2 separate regions of the Homo sapiens genome follow, and region 2 is linked to region 1. A link is a loop called in an ENCODE intact Hi-C map of the cell type or tissue named here. Cell type or tissue: IMR-90. All regions are shown on one strand. Links, peaks and the distances in the headings refer to the core of each region. The heading gives the core; the rest is flanking DNA.

Region 1 (5,627 bases), core at 852-4,851:
AAGGGATGTGAAGGACCTCTTCAAGGAGAACTACAAACCACTGCTCAAGGAAATAAAAGAGGACACAAACAAATGGAAGAACATTCCATGCTCATGGGTAGGAAGAATCAATATCTTGAAAATGGCCATACTGCCCAAGGTAATTTACAGATTCAATGCCATCCCCATCAAGCTACCAATGACTTTCTTCACAGAATTGGAAAAAACTACTTTAAAGTTCATATGGAACCAAAAAAGAGCCCGCATCGCCAAGTCAATCCTAAGCCAAAAGAACAAAGCTGGAGGCATCACACTACCTGACTTCAAACTATACTACAAGGCTACAGTAACCAAAACAGCATGGTACTGGTACCAAAACAGAGATATAGATCAATGGAACAGAACAGAGCCCTCAGAAATAATGCCGCATATCTACAACTATCTGATCTTTGACAAACCTGAGAAAGACAAGCAATGGGGAAAGGATTCCCTATTTAATAAATGGTGCTGGGAAAACTGGCTAGCCATATGTAGAAAGCTGAAACTGGATCCCTTCCTTACACCTTATACAAAAATCAATTCAAGATGGATTAAAGATTTAAACGTTAAACCTAAAACCATAAAAACCCTAGAAGAAAACCTAGGCGTTACCATTCAGGACATAGGCGTGGGCAAGGACTTCATGTCCAAAACACCAAAAGCAATGGCAACAAAAGAAAAAATTGACAAATGGGATCTAATTAAACTAAAGAGCTTCTGCACAGCAAAAGAAACTACCATCAGAGTGAACAGGCAACCTACAACATGGGAGAAAATTTTCGCAACCTACTCATCTGACAAAGGGCTAATATCCAGAATCTACAATGAACTCAAACAAATTTACAAGAAAAAAACAAACAACCCCATCAAAAAGTGGGCAAAGGACATGAACAGACACTTCTCAAAAGAGACATTTATGCAGCCAAAAAACACATGAAGAAATGCTCATCATCACTGGCCATCAGAGAAATGCAAATCAAAACCACTATGAGATATCATCTCACAGCAGTTAGAATGGCAATCATTAAAAAGTCAGGAAACAACAGGTGCTGGAGAGGATGCGGAGAAATAGGAACACTTTTACACTGTTGGTGGGACTGTAAACTAGTTCAACCATTGTGGAAGTCAGTGTGGCGATTCCTCAGGGATCTAGAACTAGAAATACCATTTGACCCAGCCATCCCATTACTGGGTATATACCCAAATGAGTATAAATCATGCTGCTATAAAGACACATGCACACGTATGTTTATTGTGGCACTATTCACAATAGCAAAGACTTGGAACCAACCCAAATGTCCAACAATGATAGACTGGATTAAGAAAATGTGGCACATATACACCATGGAATACTATGCAGCCATAAAAAATGATGAGTTCATATCCTTTGTAGGGACATGGATGAAATTGGAAACCATCATTCTCAGTAAACTATCGCAAGAACAAAAAACCAAACACCGCATATTCTCACTCATAGGTGGGAATTGAACAATGAGATCACATGGACACAGGAAGGGGAATATCACACTCTGGGGACTGTTGTGGGGTAGGGGGAGGGGGGAGGGATAGCATTGGGAGATATACCTAATGCTAGATGACACATTAGTGGGTGCAGCGCACCAGCATGGCACATGTATACATACGTAACTAACCTGCACAATGTGCACATGTACCCTAAAACTTAGAGTATAATAAAAAAAAAAAAAAAGAATTACATAAGCCTTGGTTCAAATATTATTCCCATCATTTACTGGCTCTTTGGCTTCTTGACTGGTTGGGAGATGGCATGACCCGGAAATGCCACACTGGATGGAGGGATGGAAGCCACATGTTGTGACAGACCCAGCTACCCTTGGCTGTCCTACATCACCTTCCTATGGAAGCTGAAGGAGTAAACTTTTACTGTATTCAAGCCATTGTGTCTTAGAGTCTCTTTGTTATAAGACTTCACCCATAACTTAATATATTCATTGGTACAAAAAGCTTAAACTCTAAATTCACTTTCCCTCATCTATAAATTACAGATAGAAATACCAATCTCGTAGGGTTCTTGTAAAGAAAAATAAAATGATGCATAAAAGTGTGTGTCTATTGTCTGGCCCAGAGTTCACACACTCATTGTCATCTTTGCCCTGCTTGAGTTTATGATCAGTGTCAACACAATTAATGAAACAAACATTCTGTGAATTTGGCAAATGTGTGTATCCATCCACAATGTTGCTCCAGGGAATTTAAAACAATTTGCTCTGCAAACTCCTTTTATGGGAACTTGAGGGTTTTAAATAAATAAAGTAGTGGTTTTACAGAAAAATCATTCAGTGGACTGCTTGTGGACCAAGATCTTCCATGGACATCTTGCCCTATCTAGTCCTCAGTTTCTAATGCTGGAAAATAAAAGGAAAAAAAAAGAGGAAAGAGAAAGAAGGAGGGGAGGAAGGAGAGAGAGAAAGAAAGGAAGAAAGAGAAAGAAAAAAGGAAGGAGAAAGAAAGGAAGGAGAGAGAGAAAAGAAGAAAGAGAAAGAAAAGGGAAGGAAGGAAGGAAGGGAGGGAGGTCGATCAGTCAGTCAGTCAATATTTCCCAATTCCTAAGGGTTTCAGAAAGCAACTTCAATAGTTCTGCCATTACTTGCATGACTTATTCAGCTCTGCATAACTGGCTTTTGCTGAGGAAGGTGTTCTATCGCTTCAAACAAGTTTGCAAACCACAAGATGAACAAGATGATCTACCAGGTGCCCTCTGTCTCCGTGAATTTTCCCTAAACCAGTTGCAGGCACTTTTCCTCCAGCAATAATTCCTGCTTCAAATCAGAGAATCTCCTGATTCTCTCTACTCTTAGGGGCCCACAGTTTGTCATAAATGAATTAACAAAGGCAGTGGGTATTTGACTCAAGTTGCTCAGGACTTTCTTAGCCCAGCTGAATCTGTGCAACTCAGTGGGTCTGAGCCATGCCATCTAGTGAACAGATCCGGCAGTGAAGCATCCTCCAGCTCATGCATGTTCCAAGATGAACCAAGAATTCTCTATCTGGGTGCAATGGCAATTTTTTTAAAAGAATCAAAATGAGGAAATGGGTTAGAAAACTAAAATGTCATCTCCATCCAATGCCCTGGGCCTGAAGTGGCTGAAATAATCAAAGCTGTCATTTTATTTTCTCCTCTCTTGGAATTACTACTTTTAATTTCTCTACTGAAGTTTCTCTGGCCAACTCATCAAATTTTCTATCAAAATTACCCACAGAATTAATTTGTATGCACTGGCATATAAGAATTGGCTGACAAGATGGACCACATTCGGGGTGGGGCGGGGGTGGGGAGGGAAGCCTCCCACTCACCCTAGGAATTCACTCCTTCCATGGAGTGAATGCTGGATGTCCAAAATGCCCTGCACGTGTTGGCTGAATCCTTGGCTTCCTGCCTGCTGATTAGTGTTGCAGACCCACAGCCTCAAGCAACTGCCAGGTCTCCTTGCTGGAGATTTTCCCTGGAGGACCAGAGCCTGACGCCAACACTACTGTGTCCCCTGGATTTCCCTCTTCAGGTAGACTCTGGCTTACAAAGGAACACCTAAGACAGCATCGGATGTGTCAGGAAGTCCCAGAAGGCATGATGACAAAAACAAATGATGGCAGAAAAAATAGAGTTACACCTGCTAACATCACCTCGGTGACGAATTGTGGGGAACTCGGGGGCTCCTAACTCTCTCCCCGACTCATGCAGGCCACAGGCACCCGGACCCCAGGCCTGGTGATGGACTGAGAGTTTACCAGGCATGGCCGGCATGCAGAATCCATTCCCCAGCAATAGGGACAGCTGCTTCCCAGATTCTGTTCATTGTCCTCCATGTTAGAGAATTTATCTTAAGAAACCACGTGGCCGGGCGCGGTGGCTCATGTCTGTAATCCCAGCACTTTTGGAGGCGGAGGAGGGCGGACCACGAGGTCAGGAGATCGAGACCATCCTGGCTAACTCAGTGACACCCCGTCTCTACTAAAAATGCAAAAAAAAAATTAGCCGGGCTTGGTGGCGGGTGCCTGTAGTCCCAGCTACTCAGGAGGCTGAGGCAGGAGAATGGCGTGAACCCGGGAGGCGGAGCTTGCAATGAGCCAAGATCGCGCCACTGCACTCCAGCCTGGGCAACGGAGCAAGCCTGTCTCAAAAAAAAAAAAAAAAGAAACCACGTGCGGCCGGGCACGGTGGCTCATGCCTGTCATCCCAGATACTCGGGAGGCTGAGGGAGGAGAGTCGCTTGAACCCAGGAGGCAGAGGTTGCAGTGAGCAGAGATCGCACCATTGCACTCCAGCCTGGGCAACAAGAGCAAAAGTCCGTCTCAAAAAAAAGAAAAAAGAAAAAAGAAAAGAAGAAACCACATGCTTTCCGAGTTCACCCCCATGATTAGGATTCTATACAAAAAAGAAAACCATAAAAACCTAGGGTTGAATTTTCTTCTTTTGTCTCTGCCCATCTTAACTTCAGTTGGTTTTCATTTATTTCAATGTGTACTTTGGAATCAGAACCCTCCACATTCCCAGTTAACTCCCACCACCTGGGTTATGTTATTTTGAGGGGGACAGGAACACTGCTTCTTCCCCTGCTCCCACTCTTTTTTCACATTGTAAAAACAAATTGTTAAAAGGGTGGCCTCTGTCTGCAGAGAGAGAGAGAGGGAGAGAGTGTGGGAGCTCTTCCTGCTGGGCTCAGTTACAGAGCAAAGGGCTTGGGGGAGCAGTGACCACTTTCAGCCAGGAACTGCAAACCCCAGAGTCAGGCAGGGTGATGGTTCACTGAAGCAACCCCCTCTTTTTGGATCACTTTTGGGGTGAGTCTAATCAACACGGGATGTGTGACTTCAAAACAGCTGGGAAGCATTAGAGGTCAAAAGTTTAAATCAAGTTAAGAGCCATCGGAATGTGCAAGCCCCGTTGTTTTAATCTCTGTTTCTTCCTTTAATCTACACAACGCTCTTTGTGGGATAAAATGTCTTGGTCAGGGCTTGTGTTGACACATGGGTCCATGAAAATACATTCATGAAACCAGAGTTGGAGAGGCGGGTAGGAGGGGTATTGTATTTGCTGGTAAAATAAAGCAGCCAGCCATTTCTTTAAATATAAAAAAGAAACCAATCCCTTCTTTAAACATAAAAAAGAGACATGTAGAATCACAGAATACTAAAGCTGGAAAAAATCATTGCAAATCTTTCAAACCCTTTCATTACCACGGTGGAAAATAGGCCCAGAGAGGTTAATGCCTGGTTCAGATTAGTGTTTAGCAGCTAACCCACTGAAGGGGTAAACATATTTAGATTGTGCCACACTTCTGCCCCAAACCATAAAAACCTAGGGCTGAATTTTCTCCTTTTGCCTCTGCCCATCTCAACTTCAGTTGGTTTTCATTCACTTCAATGTGTACTTTGGTTTGTGCTCATCATTAGGATGAAGTGACAGTTCTCTGGCCTATCAGGGCTTGGGTGATGTGGTCCCACTCACAGCTCAGTTTGCTGGGGCCACACCCCTGCCCCCTCCCCCATCCCACCATGCTCCTGGCACATTGTTTTCTTGGTTCCATCAATTTGTGAAGTCCTATCCCACTTCTGAGTTTAGGGACTTGTTA
Region 2 (5,627 bases), core at 819-4,818, 440 kb after region 1:
CCTGCCCAGGTCCACAGGGCTGCCTGGTTCCTGTCATGTGACCTCCCTGCCTAAGCTACAGACGCTACCAGTATGCTCGCTGCCCCCAGGCTCATCTCCAGACCTGGTCTTGCTAGAGCCCCAGTGCGCCACCCCTGAGCCTGCTGCTGAACCTAAGCTTGGGTCCAGCCCTGCCCTGTGCTGTGTCGGAACTGGAGGTAAAGGAAGGGATGTGGGAGCAGGTTTCCTGCTGTCAGGGCCTCCCCTTTTCCATCTGACCAGGCTACATTTAGATGGAGATGGGAGGCCTATGATAGCAGCCATGGGGTACAGTGGAAGAGGGGAAACATTGGGATGCAGTGGGCGGAAGCAACCTTGGGGCACAATGGGAAGAAGGAATTTGGTGGACCAACAGGATTTTGGAAGCATCAGGACCTGGGCAAACTATTTGCCTGCATGGCTTCCACCTCAGGCTGACATTGGCAGAAGCCCAGTGTCTGGGACTGCAGGAAGCTGGAGAGGAACATCCGCCAGCTGGACTCCCCTTAAAAGGAGAGTTCCTCCTAAAATAGGCACGCATGACCCAGCCATGAGGGCAGAGACGGATCCAGCAGCTCCCAGAGGTAGGACATAGCTCTGAGCCCAGAAGGAGTTTGGTGTTTCAAATCACACATCACAAATCGCTTTCTCTGCACATTCCTTGGAAGCTCTGGTGTGTAAACTTTCCACCTTATCTTTCCCAGAGTGCATGCCAGGACCTGGCCCTGGTGATGTTTCCATTTAAGCAAAAGAGACAGTGGGTGTCAGCAGCCCCTGGGGCTCCTAGTAAGATGAAGAAATTGATCAGGCTGTCTCCAAGCAAGGGAGAAGGAGAGAAGGGAAGAACAGAGATGAACCGCAAGGGAAGGAAGCGGAAAGGGGAAAGAGGACTTGCTATTGCTGCACCCAGTTAGGGTTTGCGGAGCTCCAGGTGGTGGTGCTTACCAGTGTGGCTCTAAAGTTCTCCACCAGGGTACAGATCGCAGGGTGCCCCTTACTTGCTGTGTGATCTTGTGTGAGTTAGTCAACCTCTCTGAACCTCAGTTTGCTTATCAGTAAAATGTCCATAGTAAAATAATTCCTCCTTTCTAGGACTGTTGTAAGCACTGCATAAGATGGCAAATGCAGCTGTGTCTGGCACCCAGCAAGCACTCGATCCAACTTGGGCATCATTATTACTTGACCAGGAACTTCTGTGAAACTTGGTTATGTCAAAAAGAGGAAGATGAGGATGACTGGGTCATGGTCTCTTGTGATCCCAGCAGGTAGGCTTTGAATAGAGTGCTTATCTGAGTCACAGGTAACCACTCTACCTTGACCTATGAAATCAAGAGATCAGGGCGGGTGTGGTGGCTCAAGCCTGTAATCCCAGCACTTTGGGAGGCCGAGGCAGGTGGATAACGAGGTCAACAGATCGAGACCATCCTGGCCAACATGGTGAAACCCCGTCTCTACTAAAAATACAAAAATCATCGGGCCTGGTGGCGCATGCCTGTTATCCCAGCTACTCAGGAGGCTGAAGCAGGAGAATCGCTTGAACCAGGAAGTCGGAGGTTGCAGTGAGCCAAGATCGCACCACTGCACTCAGGCCTGGTGACAGAGCAAGATTCCATCTCAAAAAAAAAACAAAAAAAGAGAGAGATCAATCAAGGCAGAGAAGCACAACATCAACATTTCACCTTCCACAGTGAAAGTAATAAAGAATCGGAATATTATTTAAAGATATGCAAATATCTAGGTCAGCTAAACTTCACTTGTTGGAAATCATTGTTTACTCTGCCCCAGCTGTAAATAGGGTCTGTGTTTGCATAATATATCATTTAAGGTTCTGCTGCTTTAAAAAAAAAAAGAAAAAAAGAAAAAGAAAAACATAAAGTTTAAAAACCACCATCGTGGATACATAGCACCTCTGGGTACAGATTTATGCCTTCAAGACCCAGAAGTCACATCTTTCCAGTGGGAAAGCTGCCTCTTTGAGAATACTGAGCTTCCGGCAGGTGGGAGACTGAATATGGGGGATTATGGTAAAGACATGTGAGTTCCACTTTTGACACATGTTGGTAATAATCACGAACGCATGATGTAATTATTCATTTTGTTTCAAGAGACATTTTTTTTCCCACATAGGAGCCATTGCTTTCAATTTTACAAAGTCAAAATTGAGCTCTCAGAGAGCTAAGTCTTCTGTTTCATGTACTATAACCTTTGGAAATGCATTTAAAAGGAAGAGAACAAGGTTTTTAGATATGAATAGCCGGAGGTGGTAGGAAAGGTGACCTTGCCGGAGGGTTGCCTGGCAATCAGGCCCACGGAGGTCAGCAGTCTCATCTTGTCTCTCCCAGACTAGAAGGTAAGAGTTACCCTTGGAACTTCACCCTGGCTCCTACACTCCTGGGCTGTAAGGAAGGAGATCTCACCTGCAGGAATAGGTAACATCCCAAGGTCCCAGAGTTAGGAACGGCAAAAGATGCTGGAAAACAAAGATAAAACTTCAGGAAGGAAATTAAAATGTACACTTAGGGCTGATGCCTGTTCTCCAGCCCCAGGGCCTTGTTTAAGAATCAGGAAGTACCGAAGAATATCATTAAGACTCTTTGATAAGGAAGGCAGAAAAATTCACTTACACCTAGATGGCAGCTGACCCATGAGAAAATCCTCCACTCTTTCAGCATGTTTTCCTTGAAAATATTGTTTATTTTTAGTAGAAATCCTGGGGAGGAGAGCTCTTTTAACTCTTTAATCTTTTGTTTGTTTAAAGAACTTTTCAATACTTTAGAATCCTTTTCCCTCAACACATTTATATCAAGACTCTTTTTGTCAAACAATAAAAACAAGCACTGGCTAACTCTTTAAAAAAAAAGAGTTTATTGCAAGGACACAGGGTCACTCACAGAATCAAAGGTAAAATCAAAAATGTATTATACCTTCAGAAGGACCGGAACTCCTGGGACTGTCAACACATGGCTTATCTTTCTAGAATGTTGGGAGATAGATGGATGTGGCTTCACCCATCTCCCCCATCAGGCATCTTTGGGCAGAATGATTGACAGGTCGTCCCAGCCACATCAAAGGAAGAGGAGGGAATTCAGTTCCCCCAAAGGGGATAATCACACTTCTGTTTTGACAATTTATCATTTGTGCGTCCTTTCTATGTAAGAAAAGTACTCAAACATACCTTTTAGTCAAACTCCCAAACTGCATAGGAAAGTTGGGCATTCTATTGAAATAACAGCAGAGAGGGCTGGGAAGGAGGAATGTTTTTTTAAAATCTTATTCCATCTTAATACATCCTCTGGATTAGATGCTGATTAATTTGGCACTAAAGGCTGCTGTTAATCAGTTGCATGTCAGCCATCATTTGTAGTGACATTTAAATTATAAAGCATGATGGGATTAACTGCACTTTTGCAAATAACCTCTTTATAAAAGTATAAGTAAACCTGATGTGCACACCGGAGGTATCAGCACCCCCTGTTTCAGTCATTGTGATTCTGGAGATTATGACAAGGCTTGGCTTGAGCTGATGAATTCAGAGCAACTGTGTTTAACAAGGCATTTTGAGTTTGGAAGTCATTCTCAGAGACCTGGGATTTCCTGAGCCAGTTTCCAGAGTGACAGACAAGCACTTCCTTAGGTTCACACCTGGTGGGATCCTGGCTCAACCTGGGGAAGGTGCTTGTTTGTTTGCGTCAAAAGAAGAATGATCAGTGGTCAGGTGGTCTGCACCCCTAGCGGCTTCTTGGCCCCAGGACCCCTAGAGGGCATGAGACCCTCTGAGAGCACTGACTTCCCATTGTCTAGAATGACCTGCATGATCTGCTCATTTGGTAGGGGTAAGCAGATGGGGAGAAAGCAGGCAGAGAGGGAACTAATCATCACTGAGTCCCTAAGGCATTCCAACAACTGCTTTCGGATCTTCTGGGGGCTCCCACTTTGTTATAGAGACATTTTTTTTAAACTTGTAAAATACTGGAAAAAAAAAATAAAGTAAAAAACTGAAAATACCCACAATCCTACAACCCAGGAATAACCATTCACATTTTCAAAGACTTGTTTAGGCATACGGGGTGCGTATGCAGGTGTGTTCATCCATGTTGTCTTCAATACTTCTTATGAGACAAATAGGGAATAAATAAATGTATGTGCATAATTAGGGTCATGATGTATGCATACTTTTGCATCCTGCATTTTCCTTTTTTTTTTTTTTTTTTTTTTTTGAGACAGAGTTTTGCTCTCTTGCCCAGGCTGGAGTGCAGTGACGCTATCTCATTCACTGCAACCTCCGCCTCCCCGGTTCAAGCGACCCTCCCCCCTCAGCCTCCCTAGTAGCTGGGATTATGAGTATGTGCCACCACGACCTGGCTAATTTGTATTTGGCTAATTTGTATTTTTAGTAGAGAAAGGGTTTCACCACGTTGGCCAGGCTGATCTCAAACTCCTGACCTCAAGTGATCCGTCCTCCTCAGCCTCCCAAAGTCCTGGGATTAATTAAAACCTTGGCTCAGTTTTATGTTACACTTAAAAGGCTGTCATTGCTCCCAACCCCAGTGCACTTAGTGAGTACTCAAATTTTCATTAAGTAAGGCAGGTGGTTTCAGTTTTGATAGGATGCTCCAGTGACAGGAAACTCACTACCAGTTGAGTCGGGTAGTTCCACATTTGGGTATCACAAACACTTGAAGGTCCTTCCTTATATCAAAACAGAATTTGCTGCTATGTAATGGCTCCATACTTGGGACATGCATAACTAGCTAATTCCTTTTCCACGGATTCTTTAAACCAGTTCAGATATTTCTCTACTCTCCCTCCTCCAGGCTAGTGAACTCAAGTCATTTGAGAGTTTCCTTCCAGGGCCTGATGTTGGGGCTCCTCCCCATTGGAGATTCTTTCCTCTGGTAGCCCCCCTCCCCAACTAGCTGCCTGCACCCCTTTTCAAGAGAGCCCCAGCCTTTGCAGGGTGACCCCCTCACTCTTTCTGCAGCTCACGAGTATTTCAGAAAATGAGTCCTAATTCTTCAGTAACTAACATGGTGTAGACATGCCACAGTCACTCCCCGAGAACAGTAGTCACACCAAGGTTAAGCTCACCCACTGCCTCTGCGGGCAACTTTCCTGTTTCTTGATCCTGATCCATCCCTCATTGGCTGTGTGACTGCAAGCACATGTCTGAACCTTTCTGGGCCACCAAGGGTGTAGGAAAGATGAAGTGATTTGACACTGCACACGCAGAGTTTATTTAAAGTGTAGGGCAGGCTTTACATTGGATGCTGTGCAGCCTATCCTACCTGGGAATTAATTCTTCACCTGGGCAAGTTCAAGGCAACATGGAGAAAACAGACCACTCGTGGCACCTTGAGATCCCATGGTGTCAAACTCTCTGGTCCCAGGGAGTGTGTGAGGCCAGATTTCTGGGTGAAGTACTCCCATGGTTTCCAATGTGCCAATAGTTTGCTGTACAGTGGGGAAGGGTGTGATGGAGAGATGACTAGGCAGGACTGGGACACTCAGACCTGCATATCTAAAGCATCCCTGTTGGGGACATGGGCAGAAAGTCAGATTTGCCAGTGTGCAAGCTTCAGCCATGACTGGTTCCAAGTTACCAACTCAGC

Evidence for each region. Hi-C counts contacts between places; a loop is a spot of excess contacts. Peaks named below come from ENCODE experiments on the same cell type or tissue, not always from the same donor. Only the 100,000 strongest peaks of a DNase experiment are listed, where the experiment ranks them.
Region 2: a loop joins it to region 1, with 5 times the contacts of the local background. A loop is called at or near these places in 1 of 110 quality-filtered maps.

The regions. Positions count from the first base shown.
Region 1 is chr16:65,694,297-65,699,923 of GRCh38, forward strand. No RefSeq gene overlaps it. Among named protein-coding and RNA genes, the nearest start is that of LINC00922, 120 kb to the left of the region's middle. In IMR-90, for the core only: no CTCF peak of the experiment used is centred there; no DNase peak of the experiment used is centred there; H3K27ac peaks cover 267 bases.
Region 2 is chr16:66,135,000-66,140,626 of GRCh38, forward strand. It overlaps LOC105371316 (a long non-coding RNA gene), which reads left to right. Exons shown (of 3, transcript XR_933684.2): 1 at 1-197; 2 at 1,111-1,283. Among named protein-coding and RNA genes, the nearest start is that of CDH5, 230 kb to the right of the region's middle. In IMR-90, for the core only: no CTCF peak of the experiment used is centred there; no DNase peak of the experiment used is centred there; H3K27ac peaks cover 469 bases.